Regions from separate parts of the Homo sapiens genome. Here region 2 is linked to region 1. Evidence: chromatin loops called from intact Hi-C (ENCODE). Cell type or tissue: dorsolateral prefrontal cortex. All regions are shown on one strand. Each heading gives the region's core, and the rest is flanking DNA. Links, peaks and the distances in the headings are about the cores only.

Region 1 (2,914 bases), core at 321-2,820:
GGCAGAGTCTTACTTCGTCACCGGGCTAGAGTGCAGTGGTGCAATCTAAACTGACTGCAACCTCTGCCTCCCAGGTTCAAGCGATTCTCCTGCCTTAGCCTCCCTAGTAGGTGGATTACAGGTTGTGCCACCAGCTAATTTTTGTATTTTTTAATAAAGATGGGTTTTCGCCATGTTGACCACCCAGGCTAGTTTCAAATTCCTGGCCTCAAGTGATCCACCTGCCTCCGCCTCCCAAAGTGCTGGGATTTCAGGCATGAGCCACTGAGCCTGGCCTAAAAGTCAGTGTTTTAAAGTATTAAACAAATTAATAATTAGTGATCATTTTTCGGTGATGATCATAGAAACAAATTTGTCTGATTTATTATCCAAAGTTACCTATAATAATGAATAGGCAAATAATTTCTGGATTCAGTGGTAGATATAATTTTGTTTTGTAGCTTTGTGATTCTTTATTTTTTTTTTGAGATGGAGTCTCGCTCTGTTGCCCAGGCATGAGCCACCACGCCCAGCCCATTCTTTGATTTTAATTAGTTTGTTCTGCTTCGTTATTACTTTTTTAGATCGTCTAGAGGTTTCAAAAGGGAGAATTTCTTGCTGAAAATTAGTGTTATGATTAAAACATATTCATTGCTTTGGACCTTTCCAACTGTTACATGAAGTTTCTTTTTAAGCATACAAGAGGAAGTGTACGTGGAGTTTCTATCTTGACGTTTATAATTATTCTTTGTGATGGACTCCTGTAAGAGCCAATTAATGGTTTTATTGACTGTGTATGATTAAGTATGCTCTTTCCTTAAAATATGTGTATCTAAATTCTTTAAAAAGTTACCTACTTGGAAGGGTTAGGGAAGAAAAAGAACAGCAGGCATATTAGTGTCTGTAATACTTGAGAAACATTAGGTCGTGCCTCATTTTGAGCGGCTCTCTTAAATACTTTACAAAAGAATAAGCATTTGCTTGTTCCCTGCTTAATGCTATTTTGGTACTGTTTAGCAGCATGGAATAAATGTTCAGCAGTGTGTGCTTTGGACAAGAAATACACCAAAAAAACCCTTTTTTTCCCATCAGTGGCAGACAAACTGCAGAGGTCACTGAAGAGCCCACAGTTTGGAAACACATTATTTTTTTTGGCTCCTGTATTGCTTGCATCGTTTGTTATTGTGCAATAAGCAACACACAACCTTCTGTTTTAGGGGGTCATATTAGCCAACCAAGCCTTTTTTGTGCTAAATATGGAAATGGAAGAGTACTTACTTAATTGTTCTGGTAGGCATAGCTCTCATAATGGATACCTGTAAATAGGTCTGTTTCCTTTCTGGATTTCCTTTTTTGGTCAAATACAGCATTTTAGTAAAGTTTTGTTTTTTTGTTTTTGTTTTAGATGTGTAGGTGTTGTCAGCTGCAGGGTCTTGTACAGAATAGGCATTCCATTTTGGAAACAAGTACTGGGCTGACCCATATTGCTGAAGTGGGAACCTTGCTTTTAGTTAGGATGCTCGACTGCAGAGGAATGAGAACCAGGTAGCCTTAGCTCTGGAAGCAGATGAGAAGCGCTCATCTGGGCAGCCCCTGCGTCTGAATATTGTGGGGGAAAATAGGAACTGTTGTTTGTGACTCGAACCAGCCTAAACTGGAACCATCCAGTTTGAGTTGGCTGCTTGCCACCTCCCGGAGGCTTCCTTGTTTTGCCAGAGTTTCTCCACAGCCCTCAGTCCAGGGGCGGGGCGCAGGGACCCGGCTGCTGCGTGGTGACTGGGCCAGGCGGTGGGAGGGGCAGGACGGCTGTGCCTTAGTGTTCCTGGAGAGGAGGATTTCAGATCTAGCCAGGGTGAACGCCCGACTGCAAGCTGGTACAAACTCTATTTTTAATACATCTTTCTGTTATTAACCCTTGCTTTAATGGTAACTTTTAGTCTTCTACCTTTTAGAAGCTACGGCTTCTGTAAAACTGCTTCTGCACTGCCAGTGCTTGGCCACATCACAACATGGTCAGCATTTGGTGACAAGGAGTTTATTACCAAAGTCCCCAGGAGCGTTGCTTTTAGTTAGGTTAGTCCATTTGAAATAAAGAACTGTCCCTCTCACCCCTTCTCATTCTTACCAATTAGGTTGTACTGAGGTTTTTTATTTTGGTTTCTTAGGTGGAAGGAATTAAAATAGGTTTTGGTGGCAAAGTTGTGACATGACATGATGTCTTGTGGGTTTTAATTTACTCTGGATGATTGATTGGTTGATTTTTGAGATAGGTTCTTGCTCTGTCGCCCAGGCTGGAGTGCAGTGGTAATTTGCACATTTGCAGCCTTGACTTCCTGGGCTCAAGCTATCATTGCACCTGAGCCTCCCAAGTAGCTGGGATTACAGCCACACACCACCACGCTGGGCTAATTTTTGTATTTTTTGTAGAGATGGAGTCTCACTGTGTTGTCCAGGCTGGTCTTGAACTCCTAGGCTCAAGCTATCCGCTTGCCTTTGCCTCCCAAAGTGCTGGGATTACAGGTGTGAGCTGTGCCTGGCCTGAATTTTTTTTTTTTTTTTTTTTTTGAGACGGAGTCTTGCTCTGTCACCCAGGCTGGAGTGCAGTGGCACGATCTCAGCTCACTGCAAGCTCCGCCTCCCGGGTTCACGCCATTGTCCTGCCTCAGTCTCCCGAGTAGCTTGGGACCACAAGCGCCCGCCACCACGCCCAGCTAATTTTTTGTATTTTTAGTAGAGACTGGGTTTCACCATGTTAGCCAGGATGGTCTCGATCTTCTGGTCTTGATCTCCTGACCTCATGATCTGCCTGCCTCAGCCTCCCAAAGTGCTGGGATTACAGGCGTGAGCCACTGTGCCTGGCCGAAAAAAATTTTTAATGTTGCTAAAAATCAGAAAGTCAAGCCTGGTCTGATGGTATGTTCCTGTAGCTTCTCTG
Region 2 (2,914 bases), core at 119-2,618, 79 kb after region 1:
ACTTTGATAAGTTATGTAAATTGAAAGCTATACCACATTTATGGATCAGATGACTCAACATCATAAAAATGTCAGCTCTACCCAAATTTATATATTATAAACTCAATGCAAATTCTAATAAAACATACCAACAATTTTTATGGCATTTGACAAATGTAATCTAACATGACAATGGGGCCAGGCAAGATGGCTCACGCCTGTAATCCCAACACGTTGGGAGGCTGAGGTGGGAGGATTGCTTGAGCCCAGGAATTCAAGACTAGCTTGGGCTACATGGTGAAACCCTGTCTCTACAAAAAAGACAAAAATAGCTGAGCGTGGTGGCGTGTGCCTCTAGTCTCAGCTACTTGGGAGGCTGAGGCGGAAGGATAGCTTAAGCCTGGGAGGTCAAGGCTGTAGTGAGCCAAGATCACACCACTGCACTACAGCCTGGGTGACAGAGCGAGACCCTGTCTCAGAAAAAAATAAAATGAAAATGGAAGAGCAATGGGCCAAGGATTTACTAGACACCAGTTCACCAGTTTTCTAAAATGATGTATTTTACAAGTCAGTGTGGTATTTAAACAGAGAACAGGCCGGGCACGGTGGCTCACGCCTATAATCCCAGCACTTTGGGAGGCCGAGATGGGTGGATCATGAGGTCAGGAGTTCAAGACCAGCCTGGCCAAGATGCTGAAACCCCGTCTACTAAAAATAAAAAAAAATTAGCCAGGCGTGGTGGCACGCATCTGTAATCCCAGCTACTCAGGAGGCTGAGGCAGGAGAATCGCTTGAACCTGGGAGGCGGAGTTTGCAGTGAGCTGAGATCGCGCCACTGCACTCCAGCCGGGGCAACAGAGTGAGACTCCGTATCAAAAAAAAAAAAAAAAGAATTTCTGCTCATCAAAAACAAAAAACAATATCCTACAGTGAAAAGACAAGCCACAAACTGGAAGTAGGTAGTTATAACACATATAACTGACAAAGAATTAGTATCCAAAATAAGAAATAAAAAACAAAAAACTAACAAAATGTCTACAAACCACCCAATAGAAAAATGAGCAAGACAATCTGTTGTTTCCGAGAAGATGAAATCTGAATGATCAGTAAGCAACGAAAAGATGCCCAACTCAGAACCAGGAAAATGCAAATCAAAACCACATGAGATGTCATTGTACGCCCACCAGATTAGTAAAAATGTTGAAGTCTGAAAATACCATTGTTGAGAGGATATGAGGCAAACGGAATTGTTGAAGGGTAAACTGGGGAAACAGTTTTGGCAACAACTTGGCATTATTTGTTAAGTTGAAGACGCACATACCCTGTGACTCCACTCCCAGCTGCAGTCCCTGGAGAGGCTGTGCATACATGTCCCGGGAATGTGAACAGTGGCACTGTTTGTCTCAGCAAAATACTGGAAACAACCCAAATGTCCACCAGTAATAGAAAGGATAAATAAATTCTCATACAATGGAACATTATTCATCTGTGAAAATGAAATACCACTCTATGCAACGTGGATTAATGTCAAGGCACTGAAGAAAACAATATGATTATATTAAGTTCAAAAACCTGCAGAATTAAACGGTACATTGTTTAGCAATACAAACACATGGTAAAACTATAAAGAAAAGCAAGAGTGATAAAAGCAAAACTCAGGGATGACTTGGGCCGGGTGAGATCAGGGAGGGGACACAGGGGACTCCAAAGGTAACAGTAAGTTCTTTTTGGAAACTGGGTAATGGGTACATGGAAGATGTTTCTTGTATCCTTATTCTTTACACTGAACACATTCTTTTGTATGGAGTCAACATTTAACAAAAACGATTTACAAAATTAAACAAGTTCTTTCTTACTTTAAATCATTTGCCAAGCATTAATTTGGGCTGCTGACTGAGTCACAGTAACGGGGGAAAATCCCTGAGGGGCCCACATGGCCCCGAGACTACAGAAATGAGAAGTGCTTTGCTCTCTGAGCTCTGGTGATACAGCTTCCCATGGGGCAGGCTGGCGAAATTCGAGTGGAGCCTGCCACTCGGGACAGGAAAGTGACTGCTTAGGTTAATAAGTTCCAGTATAGGAAGTGGTGCGGCTGGGGTGGGGAGAACAGATTCTACTGCCAGACCTTTCAAGACCAGAAGCTGAGTAGATTTTTGATGTTACAATGAACCCACTAAGCCTGCTTTCTGGCCCGCTCTCCACTCGCAGCGGGAATTCCCACCTCTGAGCCTCTGTCCACACTGCTGTTTAGATATGAGTGAACAACTCTCAGTTCTAACCATGCCCTTTGCTTCCTTCCTTTGAAGCCCAGCCCTACGAACCATCTCTCTTCAATTCATAACAAGCACGTTTGAATCCAAGAGCCTAAGCCCCAGTTTTCTACACGTATCTGTGCTGACTGCATTACTGAGGTCAACCTTAATCACCCTGGGACTGTCAAACTATTGATGTCCATAAGGATTCTCTGTGCTGGCATTCCACACACACGCAGCAAGGTTCAATGAGCCACAGTACTTACTCTCTGACCTCTATTATTTCAACCATTTAAAAATTGTGGCCACGGGAGGCTGAGGTGGGAGGATCGCTTGAGCCCTGGAGGTCGAGGCTGCAGTGAGCTATAATCCCAGCACTGCACTCCAACCTGGGCGAAAGAGCGAGACCCTGTCTCAAAAATTAAATTAATTAATTAATTAATTAAAAAACAAAAAAAAAAGCCGTGGCCAGCAAAAGAAGTAGATTATGATCTCCAGGACAATATGTTTTGTACATAAAATGTATTTGGAGTTTTTTGTTTTCATTAAAGTTGAGGTCCCTCCCTACTGTGATGTCAAACCCAACAATGGGTCACCCCACAGGACACCACCCCTGCTCGCACCTGTAATCCCAGTCCTTTGGGATGGCGCAGGTAGGTGGATCACTTGAGCCCAGGAGTTCA

The links. Hi-C counts contacts between places; a loop is a spot of excess contacts. Peaks named below come from ENCODE experiments on the same cell type or tissue, not always from the same donor. Only the 100,000 strongest peaks of a DNase experiment are listed, where the experiment ranks them.
Region 2: it touches region 1 in a loop (3-fold over the local background); 5 of 110 quality-filtered maps call a loop at or near these places.

Annotation. Positions count from the first base shown.
Region 1 is chr1:15,884,755-15,887,668 of GRCh38, forward strand. The region is part of intron 3 of SPEN (spen family transcriptional repressor); the gene reads left to right. Among named protein-coding and RNA genes, the nearest start is that of SPEN-AS1, 38 kb to the left of the region's middle. In dorsolateral prefrontal cortex, for the core only: CTCF peaks have their summits at 1,828 and 2,032; a DNase peak (open chromatin) is centred at 1,717; H3K4me3 peaks cover 2,253 bases; H3K27ac peaks cover 2,500 bases.
Region 2 is chr1:15,964,261-15,967,174 of GRCh38, forward strand. The region is part of intron 2 of ZBTB17 (zinc finger and BTB domain containing 17); the gene reads right to left. It overlaps LOC124903855 (a long non-coding RNA gene), which reads left to right. Exons shown (of 3, transcript XR_007065486.1): 3 at 1-2,914. Among named protein-coding and RNA genes, the nearest start is that of ZBTB17, 10 kb to the right of the region's middle. RefSeq lists enhancers at 1,221-1,390, 1,673-1,862. In dorsolateral prefrontal cortex, for the core only: no CTCF peak of the experiment used is centred there; DNase peaks (open chromatin) are centred at 1,341, 2,091 and 2,246; H3K4me3 peaks cover 1,488 bases; H3K27ac peaks cover 2,500 bases.